Linked DNA regions of Homo sapiens: region 2 is linked to region 1. The links are chromatin loops, found by intact Hi-C in ENCODE. Cell type or tissue: CD4-positive, alpha-beta T cell. All regions are shown on one strand.

What was found. Peaks named below come from ENCODE experiments on the same cell type or tissue, not always from the same donor. Only the 100,000 strongest peaks of a DNase experiment are listed, where the experiment ranks them.
Region 2: a loop joins it to region 1, with 4 times the contacts of the local background. A loop is called at or near these places in 10 of 110 quality-filtered maps.

Annotation. Positions count from the first base shown.
Region 1 is chr1:91,801,737-91,809,736 of GRCh38, forward strand. All of the region lies in intron 2 of TGFBR3 (transforming growth factor beta receptor 3), which reads right to left. Among named protein-coding and RNA genes, the nearest start is that of TGFBR3, 80 kb to the right of the region's middle. RefSeq lists enhancers at 2,030-2,299, 7,816-7,925. In CD4-positive, alpha-beta T cell, no CTCF peak of the experiment used is centred here; DNase peaks (open chromatin) are centred at 2,435, 3,185, 3,665, 3,935 and 1 weaker place; H3K4me3 peaks cover 1,259 bases; H3K27ac peaks cover 3,442 bases.
Region 2 is chr1:91,923,325-91,931,324 of GRCh38, forward strand. No RefSeq gene overlaps it. Among named protein-coding and RNA genes, the nearest start is that of BRDT, 22 kb to the right of the region's middle. In CD4-positive, alpha-beta T cell, CTCF peaks have their summits at 4,131 (motif pointing left) and 4,331; a DNase peak (open chromatin) is centred at 4,147.

The sequences.
Region 1 (8,000 bases):
AAAAAAAATTAAGCCCAGAAATGCCTTAAGAAACCTTCCTCAAAAAGTGTGCCAGCATCACACTGCTGCTGAGAGAGCAAATTGGTATAATTTTTCAGTGGTATCCAAGGCCCCACAAAAGGTACACATCCTTTGACCCAGCAACTTCCCGCTAGGAATTTTATCCTGAAAAACATAACTGGATAAGTTTGCAAGGGGTACAGAATGTACAAGTGAAAAAAATTAAGACTTAAGGGAGGGGACAAAAAGTCCCTGTGAAAACACCCAGGCTAAAGGACGTAGGTTAAACTCTAAGTATGGGGTAGAGTAGTCCTCTCCTAAGAGAACAGACACAGTGTAGGAATCAGGGGAGAGGGTTTCCTTTGGGTAAAAAACAAGCCTCTCTGGCCAAGAAAGGAAAGAGGCAGTGTGATTGTATGAAGTTTTCCTTTGAATATCTTGGAGAGACGCTCTTCTGCCACCAGCTGTTCCATCGCCGCCTTCCAGGTAAAATGCCTGCCAGGCCTTCCTGGAGTGCACTATCCTTTTTCCATAGATTTTCTCAAACACATCCATGGGTTCAACTCTCATCTCTTTACAGAAATGACTCCAGGCCATCTCAGACTTACTTATTTCTCCTTTTTTTTCTTTTTCTTTTTTTTTTTGAGACAGTCTCGCTCTGTCGTCCAGGCGAGAGGGCAGTGACGCGCTCTCAGCTCACTGCAGCCTCCACTCCCCAGGTTCAAGCGATTCTCGTGCCTCAGCCTCCCAGGTAGCTAGGATTACAGGCGCCCGCCATCACACCCAGCTAATTTTTGTATTTTCAATAGAGATGGGGTTTCATCATATTGGCCAGGCTGGTCTCGAACTCCTGGCCTCATGTGATCCACCTGCGTTGGCCTCCTGAAGTGCTGGGATTACAGGCGTGAGCCACCATGCCTGGCCCATACTTCTTTTTCTAAGCTCCAGGCCTGAATATTCAACAGCTCCTTCACCATCTACTTTTGTCTCATGGACACCCAATCTCAACATGCAGAACTCAGGATCTTTACCCCTCGTGCCTGTTGTTCCTCCTTCATTCCCTCCCTAAGTAAATGGCACCAGCCTCTTCCTACGTACACCTGGCACCAACCTGGGGGAGGTGCCCCAACATCACCCCTTCCCTCTCCTCACCCAATGGATTCTCTCTCTGGCCACTCAACTCTGACCCCTCCTCTCCATCTCCATGGGCACCATCGTCTCTCGTTCCCTGATTACTGCAAGATGCTCTTAATTCTTATCTCCACCAAAATGTCTTCTATAGAGCAGCCAAACTGATCTGAAAAACCCAAGTCTGATCCTGCTTTTCTCTGCTTTAAAAGACTTATCACTCCATCTCTGCTGTCCAGATGAAGCCCCAAAACCTCAACGTGACTTACAAGGCCCTCCAAGATCTGGCCCTGCTTCCTGCCACGGCCCCGTCTCTCATTCCTCGGACACTTGCTCCCGTGTTTTGGCCATTCTGGTGAAGCACAGAAGTGCTCACTGTCTCCCTATAGCCATCATTCTCCTTTCTTCAAGTGCCAGCTGGACACACAGCCACCCAGAACGAAAGCTATGTTTCCCAATCCCGCTAGCAGCTGGCAGCTTCCTGTATGAAGGGAAGGAGGTCAGTTCTTCTGCCATTTCCTTCTGACTGCTGGTTGGAATGTGGATGTAACAGGCAGCACTAGAGCAAGCCTTTGGGGCCATGAGACAGAAGCAGCATGCTGAGGAGGGCACAGCAACTGAGAAGCCACCTGGGTACTTGATGAACATGGAGCCACGGGATCAGCTCTGAACTGCTTTTTTTTTTTTAATAGGAAACAAATGTAAACTCTTTTTTTTATATAAGCCAATGTTATTTTGGGTTTTCTGACATTTGTAGCTTAACCTACCCTAATTAATGTACTTGCCTTCTTTTATTTCATCAGAAGTGCCAACCTTTGTCCCAAAGGAGCCTCTGAATAGCAAGGTTTCCTCCAGGAACACATTCCCCACCGTTTCTGTTCCTTCCCACCACCATGGCCTGACAAACTCCTGCTCATTCTACTGATCTCTCAAGGAAGCTCCCCAAACCTCCCTCACTGTGTTAGATCTGTATTTTTTCATACTCTCATGGTACTCTCCGTTTCTCTCCACAGCACTTCCTGTGATGAGATGTACATAATTATTTGTGCAATTATTGGTTTCACATCTACATGCTCCCAAAGACTGCAAACACCACGAAAGAACAGAACCCAACCACTCTGTCTGCTGCTGCCTGCCTCACCCCAGCACAGTATCTGGCACAAAACAGACACTCAATTATCGCTGAGAAATGGGGAAGAACCATGGGGTGATGCATGCTGCATGGGCTTTGTGCCAATAAGGGACTGTCTGTCTCAGACTTCCTGCTTTCACTCTTTACCTGAGAGCCAAAGCCTCACTCTTATACTAAAAGGGGCAGAAAAAAAAAACACCAACCATGAAATGAAGGAGGTGGCATTTTTGGTTGCTAAGAATCAAGTCCCAGTTGGGGCTTCCCCACCTTCAACTGTCACAGAAAGCAGGAAACACAAATCTGTTTTTGTCTTCTCTTCCCGGACACTCTTCTGGCCAATCCCCTCTCTCCAGGTGGCAGGACAATCCTCTATCTCTCCGTTGGCACACCACAGCCCCAGCCTCATCCTGCCACTTCTGGGTCAGGCCCTAGCCTTCCTGTCCCTTTCCCTCTGCCACAGCCAGCTCATGAACCTGTCTCCCATCCTTCCCCCTTGGCCTCATAGTGGTTCCTTCCGCAATCTGTCTGCACAATGCCAGGGCCAGCTCCATTCAGGAAGGCTTCCACCTGGGAACAGCATGATCCACCCCACAGGCTCTAGCACAAGTGCCTGAGTTAACACAGTGGCTCAGATTCTCACTTGACCACCATGGGGCCCGAGTATAGCACCTCCCAGCCACGAAGGCTTGGAAACCAGGAAAACATGCTCCGAAACCCCATCTGACTCATCTGCTCACTTTTGTGGTGACCTGTGAGCTCTGGAGCTGCTACTGTAGGCCCTCACCGGCAGCCTCAAAAGGCTGGGAGTGTCTCCTGTGGCCACGGCTGAAAACCCACATCCCGTCTTCCCTACGCAATCTCTTCCCTGCAGTCAAGAGCCAAGTGAGTGACATGCTCTGATGATGCTCCTTATCAGCAGCACAGCAAAAGCTGTGTTACCACGTAAGGATCAACCAGGGCGTGGACGATGACGAAAGAACACACCTGAAAGCAACAATGCTCATAAGCACACACGCGTGCTCACTTCACACCATACTCTATCATGAAAAGGCATGTTGCAGATACTTCATCCAAAGCCTCACAGAAACTCTATAACCCACTATAAGTAAACTGTTGTGAGCCACACAGAGGTAGAATGTGTATTTCAGAAAAGTGCTTCCTGGCAGTAATGTCCATATGGATTCACCTCCAGAGACAATCCTCACTGGTGCCTCCCAATCTGGATATTTCAGTTCATTCTGGGCATCTGGTATGTGACGAGTACAAGATTCCTTAAGGGTAGCTCCCAAAGAAATCTAACTTTTCCTTGGACTCAAAGTGTGAGCTGAGTTTAATCCTCCCCTGCTGGCTTACTCGAGAAATCTGATCTCAAAATCTTGCCGGGTGTCGTGTCTTGTTTGAACTGAAGTCAGGCTCTGCTCTTCTGTTTGGTACACTCTCCTCGGCCACCAGCACAGAGGCACAGCCCCCTTCACCCACAAGATGCTACTTCTACTGACAAAAATATTTACTGACCTGAAGACAGCACAAATTCAAATAAACTCTGGTGAGAAACTCCCCAGGTGGCCCAGACCACGGCCACACTGCCAAGGCCACTGCCAAACCAGCCTCCTTCACAAAGCAGGCCCCCACCGCTCGGGTGCTCAGCAGCTGGGCCACCTGAGGCCACACTGTGAAGCACATGGTGGCTCCCTGGGCCGCTGCCTTGTGTGAGAAGCTGGGGGTTAACTCTTCATATGTATGGTTACCACACCACTAGGGGCCACACATCTTGTACATGTTTCTGATTCTCACAATACCACTGTGAAGACAGTGTTAATGCCCTCATTTTAGAGTGATGGGAAACTGGAGCTCATGAGAGGCTAAGAAACACATCAGCAGGAAGTGGCAATAGGGGATTTGAACCTGGGTCTCTGAGACTCCAGCTCCAGACTTTTCCCCTGGCAGAGCACCACCTGCCTCTGCCTTGTACTTTCCAGTTCCTCGCCTCAGGACTGGGTGAACAGATGCATAGGCCAAATGTAAACATTCATTCATATCTACTAAAATAAAATAAACTGCTCGGTTCACACGTATCACCTTTGGTTGACTTAAAAGACTTCATGAACTTAATGAAACTCGTTTCTCATTTTACCAAATGCCCTCCTCCATCCTTTTCACTAATGCTTGCTTATCTGGACACATGGGAAACGTTCCTAAGATCTCGCTATAACATCAATGTCTAAATTCCCAGTTCCACTTAAAGAAAAAAATCAAATGGACTCACCCTTTCATTATGTCCTTTAGCTGCAACACAGCATTCCAATCTCAGTTACAGAACCCCCACATCCCTGCTGGCGGTGGGCCAGCTCCAAAACTCGACAGAACGCAGACAAAGCATTTGGGAACAGATGCATTTGCTGCACAGACTTTAAATTTAATCAGTGCCAAAAGAAATTACTAATATCACACCTCATGCAACATGGACAAAAATACTGGCGGGGGGGGTAATGTTTTGGAGAAGACATAGTAAGTAATTTTCACATTTAATAAATGTGATCCTCAAGCATTCTAAATACCAATGCATACCAAGTTGACACAAACATCTGGTACCTATTCCACATAATTTTCAGCACTCTGATTCCCCATATCACCCAGGGTTCTAATGAGGAGCGTGTGTTCAGCTGTAATAAAAGTGGTAAAGATGCAGAGGGAATTAAGGGGTAACATTATAGGCTGGGACCAAGACATCGCAGTGGGGAGATTTTATTCTAATGACACCATTGGCTAATAAGGTTTTTGTTATTGTCCCACAGGGAATTCTGAAATGCTGTCAGCTGCAAAGAGGGACAAACTCCCACAGATTGTGGGACTGGGTACTACAGGATCTATTCTGCCCTTGGGCTGAAAATCCTTTCTACCCCCATGGGATGCAAGAATCTGTAAGAAAGGGCACCCAGGATGATTTCTCAGCCAATAGCACTGCCTCACTTCAATCGAGCTTCATGAGAAGGAATGTTACCAACACAGGATATGACGCAAAAACAAAGCTCCAAGAAAAAAACACCTGGAATGCCCTGAGCTCACAAACACGCCTGACGTGTACATAACATATGCTCATGTTTGTACCATCTCAAATTACAATTCATTGGAACTACAGCGCCTTGGGGATGGAGCGGTGGAATGTACCACCATTAAACTCCAAAGAGGGCGCTTCTACCACAGCTCCTACCTGGGTTTTTCAACAATAAAACCTGGCTTCAGGCTGAAGCTTATCCCTAGTAGGAAAAAGGTAGACAAGTCCTAAAACTTGTAATTTGGATTTCTCAGGGGGAAAAAAACTAGATTTTTCTACAGCACAACTCTTAGGCATATCTTATCATGGTTTCTTTCACCCTCCAAGCAAAATCTACATCCAAACCTTCCTCCTAACAAACTAACCCTCTTCCAAGAAGTCAACCACCAACTTTTTGGGCCAAAAGCCAGTGCATATTTGTGTATTGTTGTGTTGAAATCATGGAGCAACCATGTTGGAGAATTTCCTGTATTCAATTGTGTTTTCAAATGTTCAAAAGGAAACAAAGGGCACAGGTTCTTTAGGAATCCAAATTCTCAAAGTGTTGGGAAGTGCCAAGCTATAAAAGGCACATACTCTTCCATCTAAACAAGATACCACTATACAATCTGGACGTGCCAACAGAGGGGGATTTCTGCAGCCCTCTGAGGAAGTGGTGCTGTTATGTTTCATGGTTTTTATGACCTGAAGTGAAGCAGTGGCATGTCTCAGAAGTCACCACTGGACATAGCAAGAGGTGTCCTTGTATTACAGAAGCACCGGGAAATAGTGAACCAGGAGATACAGGAGCTGGGTTTTAAGCATTCCATGATCTCTTATTCTATGACAGGCTTGACTTATAGATCAAATGATGCACTATATGTGAAAACGCTTTACAAACTTCAAATACTATTAGAGACATAAAGTCCCTTGAGGGGAAGAGAAATAAATGAATGAGAACATTTTCTCCAATCAAAAACTGTTTTCTCTAAAAACTTTTAGAATGATTAATAAAATATCTAAGATAAGATGTTCTTATACTACTCCCTAGCATTACTCCCCAGAAATTATTTCTATGAATTGCACTGGAAAGACTTAAAATAAAACTACAGCTGGGCATGTACTCCCTGTAATCATGCCTGTAATCCCAGCACTATGGGAGGCCAAAGCAGGAGTGCTTGAGGCCAGGACTTCAAGACCAGCCTGGGCAAAATAACCAGACCCCCATCTCTTTAAAAAAATTTTTTTAATTAAATTAAACTATGCACAGTATTAGAGTAAAAATTCCTGTTCTCTGAGCACATTCTGGAAGTACAACTCCCAAAGGCGAGAACAGGCCATGTTTCTGCCTCCAGGGAATTCCATCAATCCATAAAGACAATCAGTTGGCATCATCTTGGCCAACAGTTCTTCTGATTTACTTTGTTTGGTATTTTGTTTTGTTTTGTTTTTGGAGACACAGTCTCACTCTGTCGCCCAGGCTGGAGCACAGTGGCGCAATCTCAACTCACTGCAAATTCCGCCTCCTGGGTTCGAGTGATTCTCCTCCCTCAGCCTCCCAAGTAGCTGGAATTACAGGCATGCACCACCACACCCGGCTAATTTTTGTATTTTTAGTAGAGATGGGGTTTCACCATGTTGGCCAGGCTGGTCTCAAACCCTTGGCCTCAGGTGATCCACCTGCCTCTGCCTCAGCCTCCCAGAGTACTGGAAGTGAGTCACCACACCGAGCACTGATTTACTTTTGACCAATAATATGGTGCACCTGTCCCTATTCTTCTCACAAGAAGGAAGCTTAAACAGAAGGAGACACTGGCTACAGCATTCATTTTGGAGGGGATAAGAATTTATGGGATGTTACTGCCTAATTGGCTCAGAACAGAGACCAAGAACAAATCTGAAGGTTTGAAGGATGGGAGAAAATAAGATCTTTTTTCTCCTACCCTATGAATTTGGCAGATACAAAATAACTGAAGGATAGTACACTTCTTTATTAAAATGCAAATGCTTTATCGACTTAGATTCAAAATATTAAACTGAACTTTATCCCATAAAAAAATTACAACTTAATTCCTACTAATGCAATATCTGATGGCAAAGTAAGACTTGCAGAGCTACAAAGCTACACCTCATTAACCCTGAGGGATGACATTACCAAATCTGTTCATCTCTCAGACCTTGATTTGTACCTAAGATGATCACTAATTTTCTCTTTTTTATCATTTGCAAACTGGTGTCTAGCAAGAAAGAAAAAGATGGGAGAAAGAGAGGTAAGAATGTGTGCAAAAGCACGGAGGAATAACATGCATTGCATGTGGCATGCTCTGGGCCTGGTGAGCATTCTGTTAGGGCTGGTGGCCAGGGTCTGGGGTGCAGAGTCTGAAGCAGAGACAAGTGGCAAGATGAGAAACTGTAAGAGGGTCAGGAAGGGCAGAAGGGGGAAACCACAACTGCTGGGGAGTTGAATCATCGCCTATAACCACTGGTCCTGATTGCAGATAGGAGACCATGGATTAAAAAAGGAAAATCTGCAAACTTTTGGTTTGGCTGTGCAAAATATTGTTAATTACAGCCATGTGTACACACTGGGCCACGAACTAAAACACATTTACTTTAAGGAGTTTATACATAATCAGGGCACTCACAATTGGTTACAGGAATGAGTCAAATGCTTAACACTGAATGCCAAATTATTCAGCTTAATAT
Region 2 (8,000 bases), 120 kb after region 1:
GGTCATCCCAAAGCTAGTACCACATGGCTTGAATACAAAGCACATCAGCTGCCTCATCAGGGGTGTTCCACTTGACATTTATAGGTGAATTCGGGCAGACCTTCTTCTCAGGATAAACAGACCTTACAGAGGCTTATATCCACTCCACCAGGCTGGCTGTTGCCTCAGGAATAACTTCCTTTTTTTTTTTTTTTTTTTTTTTTTTTTTGAGACGGAGTTTCGCTCTGTCGCCCAGGCTGGAGTGCAGTGGCGCGATCTCGACTCACTGCAAGCTCCGCCTCCCGGGTTCACGCCATTCTCCTGCCTCAGCCTCCCGTGTAGCTGGGACTACAGGCGCGCGCCACCATGCCCGGCTAATTTTTGTATTTTTAGTAGAGACGGGGTTTCACCGTGTTAGCCAGGATGGTCTCGATCTCCTGACCTCGTGATCCGCCCGTCTCGGCCTCCCAAAGTGCTGGGATTACAGGCGTGAGCCACCGCGCCCGGCCAGGAATAACTTCCTATGTGTCTGTGGGTCCTGCATCACCCCAAACATGTCCTTCCACTCTGCATTCTTCCCCTGAATTAGTCACTCTCATAATCCATTTTAGTAAAGCATCCTCAGGAAGCCAATGACACCAGTCTACAAAATGGAACGATTCCTTCACACTCTCCTTCTGGTTTCAATAGTTACTTGGTTTTGCCCTTCCTTCACATTGACTACCTTCTTGGTAACCACAGATCTCAGAGGCACATTCTGTTGTCCCTGTATAATTTTCTCCTTTGTGGGTGACTTTGAGGCTAGTGGCCTGAGCTCAGACAGACCCACATCTGAGGTTGGTCAGCCTCAAGTCCTGACCCAGCACCATCTTTTACTTTCATTTTAGCCATTGCAGATAACAATAACCAATGAATTAAATATCTTAACTCCACTTGTAACTTTTACCTTTAGTAACTGATCTCAACACAGCTGTGGCTTCATACCGTGGGTGACCACGTGGCCACCCAGAAATCAAAGATTTCTCATCCCCACCCTTTTATTGTTTCTCTTCCCAAACCACATGTTTCCATGAGTCAGAGCCATTCCAGCAAATCCTGCTTCACTGACATCAGTTGTGTAGGGAAAACTCTAACTGTGTTTTTCCTCTACTCTCACACCACAACAATCATCAACACAAAAGGAGACTTCTGTGACCATATGTATGGGTTTATTTTCCCCTGGACACCAAGCAGTGGACACCATCTGGGTGTCTTCTAATTCAGTTCCAACACTGTCTACCGGAATAGTGTCAGATCCCACAGGTTGAGACCAAGACTGGCCCCCCACCCACCCACACACACCAGTCTCACGTCCAGGCCTCCAGAACTTCTAACCAACTGGCTTCAAGTTGGGGTTCCTATGTCCCCCTCTTTGAGTTTGATTAATTCGCTGGAGTGGCTCACAGAACTCAGGGAAACACTTACTTGTGTTTACCGGTTTATTATAAAGCATATTGCAAAGGATACAGATGAAGAAACACGTAGGGCAAAGTATGGGTGAAGGGTGTGGAGTTTCCATGCCCTCCCTGGGTGCGCCACCCTCCAGGAACCTCTGTGTGTTCAGCTGTCTGGAATCTCTGTATCATCAATTTCTGCCTCCATTTTCACATGGTCTTCTCCACTTTTGTCTGTGTTTGTCCTCTGAGTGTCTCTTATAAGGACACTTGTCATTGGATTTAGGACCCACTTGGATAACCCAGAATGAGCTAATTTGAAGATTTTTTTTAAATTTATTATTATCATTGAGACAGAGCCTCCCTCTATTACCCAGACTAGAGTGCAGTGGCGTGACCTTGGCACACTGCAACCTCTGCCTCCTGGGCTTAAGCCATCCTCCTACCTCAGGCTCCTGAGTGGCCAAGACTACAAGCACACACCACCATGCCCAGCTAATTCTTGTATTTTTTGTAGAAACTAGGGTTTCACTATATTGCCCAGGCATGTCTCGAACTCCTGACCTCATGATCCACCTGCCTCAGCCTCCCAAAGTGCTGGGATTACAGGCATGAGCCACCACTTAGGCTGGGTGAGGTGGTTCATGCCTGTAATCCCAACACTTTGGGAGGCCAAGGTAGGAGGATCACTTGAGCCCAGGAGTTTGAGACCAGCCTGGGCAACATAGAGAGGCTCCATCTCTACCAAAAACAAAAAAATTTTAAAAATTAGGCCAGGTGTGGTGGTGCATACCTATAGTCCTAGCTACTCAGGAAGCTGAGGCAGGAAGATCACCTGAGCCCAGGAGCTGATCCTATGCACTATAGAATGTGCAGCTATGCACTATATATATGCAGCTATATATATGCAGCTATGCACTATAGCCTGGTGATAGGGTAAGACCTTGGAGGGGAGGGGAGGGGAGGGGAGAAGGAGAGGGAGGGGAGAAGGAGAGGGAGGGGAGAAGGAGAGGGAGGGGAGAAGGAGAGGGAGGGGGAGGAAGAGAGAGAAAAAGAGAAAGAGAGAAATAGAAAAAAGGAAGGAAGGAGAATAATAAAAATTTGCTGATTCCTTCAATTTTTTTTTCCAGTAAGAAAACTGAGGTCCAACAATATGAATAAAGTAACCCAAGGTCAACAGCTAGCAATGACAAAGCCCAGGCCCTCCATCTTAAAAAAAACTCATGCCTTTCCCCTGCCTTTAGTGATCATAACAATCACCCTGCATGTATGGATTTTACTTTCTAAACCACTATCATAATCATTATCTCATTTCATCTTCATACCAACTCCATGAAGCAGGTGTTATACTCATTTACACAGGAGGAAAGTGAGGCTCAGAGGCCAGGAATTTGAGGCCAGCCTGGCCAACATGGTGAAACACCGTCTCTACTAAAAATACAAAAATTCAGCATCACTTGCTGAAGGTCACATAACCCGTAAGCAGCTAAACTAGGACCACACCCAAGAATCCAGCTTCTGAAGCCTAAATTCTTTCTTATATGCCACATGGCACTATAGCAAAGTACAATGAATCAAGTGAACTTTGTTAAATCATTTTTCTGCCAATAGAAGTCTGTGCTAAAAGGACACCAATCAGTTGCTTACGGTAAACTTGGAAAACCTAACCAGCGGTTGGGCATGGTGGCTTATGCCTGTAATCCTAGCACTTTTGGAGGCTGAGGAGGGTAGATTGCTTGAGATCAGGAGTTCAAGACCAGCCTAGGCAACATGGCAAAACACTACCTCTACAAAAATTATAAAAATTAGCCGGGTGTGGTGGCGCACACCTGTGACCCCAGCTACTGGGGAGGCTAAGATAGGAGGATTGCTGGAGCCCAGGAGGTCAAGGCTACAGTGAGTGTGATTGCACCACAGCACTCCAGCCTGGGCGACAGAGCCAGACCCTGTCTCAACAAAAGAAAGAAAAAGAAAACTTAACAGCAATATTTAATGAATTTAAGTGCTAGTTTTTACATGTAGGTAATTTTTCTGCTATTTCACTTCAGTATTCCAGATCCATCCAGGGCTCAGTGCACGCACAATTCTCATTAATGCTCATGTGAATTGCATACACCAGCTCTCCACAGAAAATACACTCAAAAGCACTCATCATTTAAGAGGCAGAAACTTCCAGGTACATGCTGTCACATGATCAGGAGCCCTGACTGTCTTCCCTACTTCACAGGGGCATCATAAAATATTGTTTGTGGGCCAGGCACGGTGGCTCACGCCTGTAACCCCAGCACTTTGGGAGGCCGAGGCAGGTGGATCACGAGGTCAGGAGATCGAGACCATCTTGGCTAACATGGTGAAACCCCGTCTCTACTAAAAACACAAAAAATTAGCCGGGTGTGGTGGCGGGCGCCTATAGTCCCAGCTACTCGGGAGGCTGAGGCAGGAGAACGGCATGAACCCGGGAGGCAGAGCTTGCAGTGAGCCAAGATTGCACCACTGCACTCCAGCCTGGGCGACAGAGCGAGACTCCGTCACACACACACACACACACACACACACACACACACACATATGTGTGTGTGTGTATACACACATACGTATGTGTGTATATATACACAGTTTGTGAAAGTATTTTGTCTGCTATAATGTACTCTTCAAATATAAAGCAGTAGTATTACTGCTTCCAAAAGGTGATACAGAATAACGCTGCCATTGACAAAGTATGTGTGCATATTCTGCCACCTCGTGGCTAAAAGAAGAAATCATTTTTAATATTTATGCTTCTGGTATTAAGGTAAAATAAGTGAAAGGAACCTTGTTCATATTTTTGGAAACGTCGAACCAAGGCAGAATCTCATTCTGTTGCCCAGGTTGGAGTGCAGTGGTATGATCATAGCTTATTGAAGCCTCAATCTCCTGGGCTCAAGCGGTCCTCCCACCTCAGCCTCCCAGGTAACTGGGACCACAGGTGCCATGCCACCACGCTTGGCTAATTAAAAAATTTTTTTTGTAGAGACAGGGTCTTGCTATGTTAGTCAGGCTGGTCTCAAGTTCCTGGCCTCAAGCAATCCTCCCGCCACGGCCTCTCAAAATGCTGAGATTACAGGCATGAGCCACCACATCTGGCACCCAATTTATCCAATTAATTTCAATATTTACTGAATCTATTAACTTTATATCTTTAATGCAGTAGGAAAACACAGCACCGGAAACATAATTAGATAATTTAAATTTACTTGAACTAAAATTTATGACCTGCCTAACACCACATTTTTTCAAGTCAGGTCTGGTTTTTTTCAAGCATATATTCATTGCACATGAGAGTAGTTATTGGGAGCTACTCTGCTGGGGATACAGCAGAGAAGCCAGCACAAGTTCCTGCTTTCAATGGAGCTTACATTATAGTGGGGAAGATAAACAATAAACAGATAAATACAAAATATGTTAGTTGATGATGAATTTAATGAAGAGAAATGGAGTTGAGCAGGGGGAATCGAGTGTGACTGGCAAGGCCATGTGTGCTCCACTTCAGACAGGGCTGTCAGGGAAGGCCTGGGTGCAGGGAGAGTATTTCAGGCTGGGGAAACAGAAGGGGCAAATTCCTGATGCTGGGAAATATTTGATGTGATTGAAAAACAGCAAGGAAGCAGCAAGGAAGCCAGTGGAGCAGAGTGAGTAGGCGGGTTTTAGGGGACGAGGTCAGAGAGGTGGTGGGGATGCCAGCTTGGTGTAGCCATGGTTAGGACTTCAGACTTGGCATTGGGATTTCTAGGTGAGATGGGAGTCACAGTGTGATTTTAAGTAGTGGAGTGACCTATAATCCTGGGTAACTCTCTCACAAACAAAAGATAATACCAAATAACCTGAGAGACAAGTTTAATAGAATGCCTGGTGAGAAATGGTTACCATAAGAATATAAAATTGTTCAAAATATTTATAAAAACAGCTCTTTTAAGAGAACTCAGGGTTATAGAGAAAGAATGCATGGCATCTTTACACTGAAACAAGTTACATCAGGCTGGACATGGTGGCTCACGCCTATAATCCCAACACTTTGGGAGGCCACGGCGGGAGGTTTGCTTAAGCCCAGGAGTATGAGACCAGCCTGTGCAACATAGTAAGGACTCATCTCTATTAAAAATAAAAAAAATTAGCCGAGTGTGGTGGTACACACCTGTAGTCCCAGCTACTCGAGAGGCTGAGGCAGAAGGATCGCTTGAGCCCAGGAGATGGAGGCAGCAGTGAGCTGTGATCACGCCACTGCACTCCAGCTTGGGCAACACTGTCTCAAAAACAAAACAAACAACCAAGAAAAGAAATGAAAAAAAAAAGAGAGAGAGAGAGAGAGAGAAACAAGTTATATCAGGCAAACCAAAGCTATTTTTACTTAGGATTGTCTCTGAAAAAAAGAAAGCTTTCACAATAGTACATAAATTCTCAAGACACTCTTCAATGAAGAAATAAATACTTCCTGAATGTCCACTATATGCAGGTAACCTGAAAAGGCAGGTTACAAGACAGGGCTCCTGCTTTAAAGTCACCTATAATTCAACTGAGGAGATAAAACATATGCATATAAAATAATATCATAAGGAAACGTACAAATTCTGAAGGAGAGCTGGAGACAAGGCAGTGGCATTTGGCAGGAGGAGCTATGCTAATGCCGGGCTGCAGAAGAATGCAGGGTCAGGCAGGAATGGAGGCAGGGAAAACAGGGCAGGGCTGGGGTCCAGGAACAGTGATCTTGGTCTGGGCCAAAAGCCAAGAAAGACCAGGAGTCAAGAGGCCATACTTGGGATTAGAGACTCAGAGAATTTTAAAGGGGAAGAAAAATTGGAGATGATTGAATCCAGGTTTCCTGTTTCACAAAAGAGGAAAATCAGATCAATCAAGATTTCACTGGTTAGTGACAGAGCTGGTCCTAGAACAAAGACCGCTGAGTTTTTGTTTTGTTTTGTTTTGTTTTGTGTTTTCTGAGATGGAGTTTCCCTCTTGTTTCCCAGGCTGGAGTGCAACGGCGTGGTCTCGGCTCACTGCAACCTCTGTCTCCCAGTTCAAGCAATTCTCTGGTCTCAGCCTCCCGAGTAGCTGGAATTACAGGTGCCTGCCACCACGCCCAGATACTTTTTTGTATTTTTAGTAGAGACTGGGTTTCACCATGTTGGCCAGGCTGGTCTCCAACTCCTGACCTCAGGTGATCCACCCACCTCAGCCTCCCAAAGTGTTGGGATTGCAGGCGTGAGCCACTGCACCTGGCTGATCCTTGGGTTTTTAGTCCATTGCTTTTGCACATCACCACCAGGAAAATGACAGTGGACCTATGGAATTCTCAAAATTGCAAAGCAGGGTTGGAAGTGAGCCTCATGGGACCATGAAGAGAACACAGATCATCATGATGGGCTAGAAGCAGGATGCAGATCTAGGAATTAGGTGGTCAGCAAGATGGAAAGAAGTAGCTAGGCCACAGGAGAGTAACTGACCAGTATCTTGAGGACAAATTAAGTGGGCCCAATGCTTGGCAAGGGTAAGAAATCCTGACCCTGTAAACCTGAGCAAGAGGCACGTAGAGAGCAGACAGAATTCAGACTATTCTGAGATGGGGAGGGGCACAGGAAGAGTCATCCAGTGAGAAATCATGCACAGGGGAGTGGGGTGATGGAAAGGTATCATTCCATCTTTCCTAATAATGATGGTACAATCATTTGTCTTTTATTTGGTGGTGGTGGGGGAGGAGCGTGTAAACTGATATGCTTTGGACTTGGTTTTTAGTCTTTAAAAGTTATACTTTTTTGTCAGATATGACTCCTACATGGATAGTACTGGCTAATAAAAGATGCAACTATTTGGGGATATGAAGATGTGTCACCTTTTTTATGTCAGATAATTGAGGTTTTCTATCACTTTTGTTCTACAAAGAAATTGTTAATGTATGTTTCCCGTCAATCTTCAAGTATTACTAAAATTACTAGATCTTTTCTGAAAGATTTTATGGAAAAAAAAAGATTACTACAGAGAACAGACAGAGAAAGGAATACCCCCTTTTCCTATGGACCAAGAGAGAAGTTGGCCTACCCTGTTATTATCACTGAGGCAGGGGGAAAACATGGTCTTTTTTCTGTTCCAGGATCCAACACAGGATGATAATACATTGCATTTAGAAAGATGTCTATTGACAAACAGAAATTCTTAATTTTGTTTTGTTATTTTGTTTTGTTTTATTTGTTTGTTTGTTTTTTGAGACGGAGTTTCACTCTTGTTGCCCAGGCTGGAGTGCAGTGGCACAATCTTAGCTCACTGCAACCTCCGCCTCCCAGGTTCAAGCGATTCTCCTGCCTCAGCCTCCCAAGTAGCTGAGATTACAGGCATGCGCCACCACGCCCAGCTAATTTTTTTGTATTATTAGTAGAGACAGGGGTTTCACCATGTTGGCCAGGCCAGTCTCGAACTCCTGACCTCAGGTGATCCACCTGCCTCAGCCTATAGGTGTGAGCCACGGTGCCAGGCCTTGTTTTGTTTTTTGAAACAGATTCTCATTCTGTCTGTCACCCAGGCTGGCTCAGTAACAGCTCACTACAACCTTGAACTCCAGGG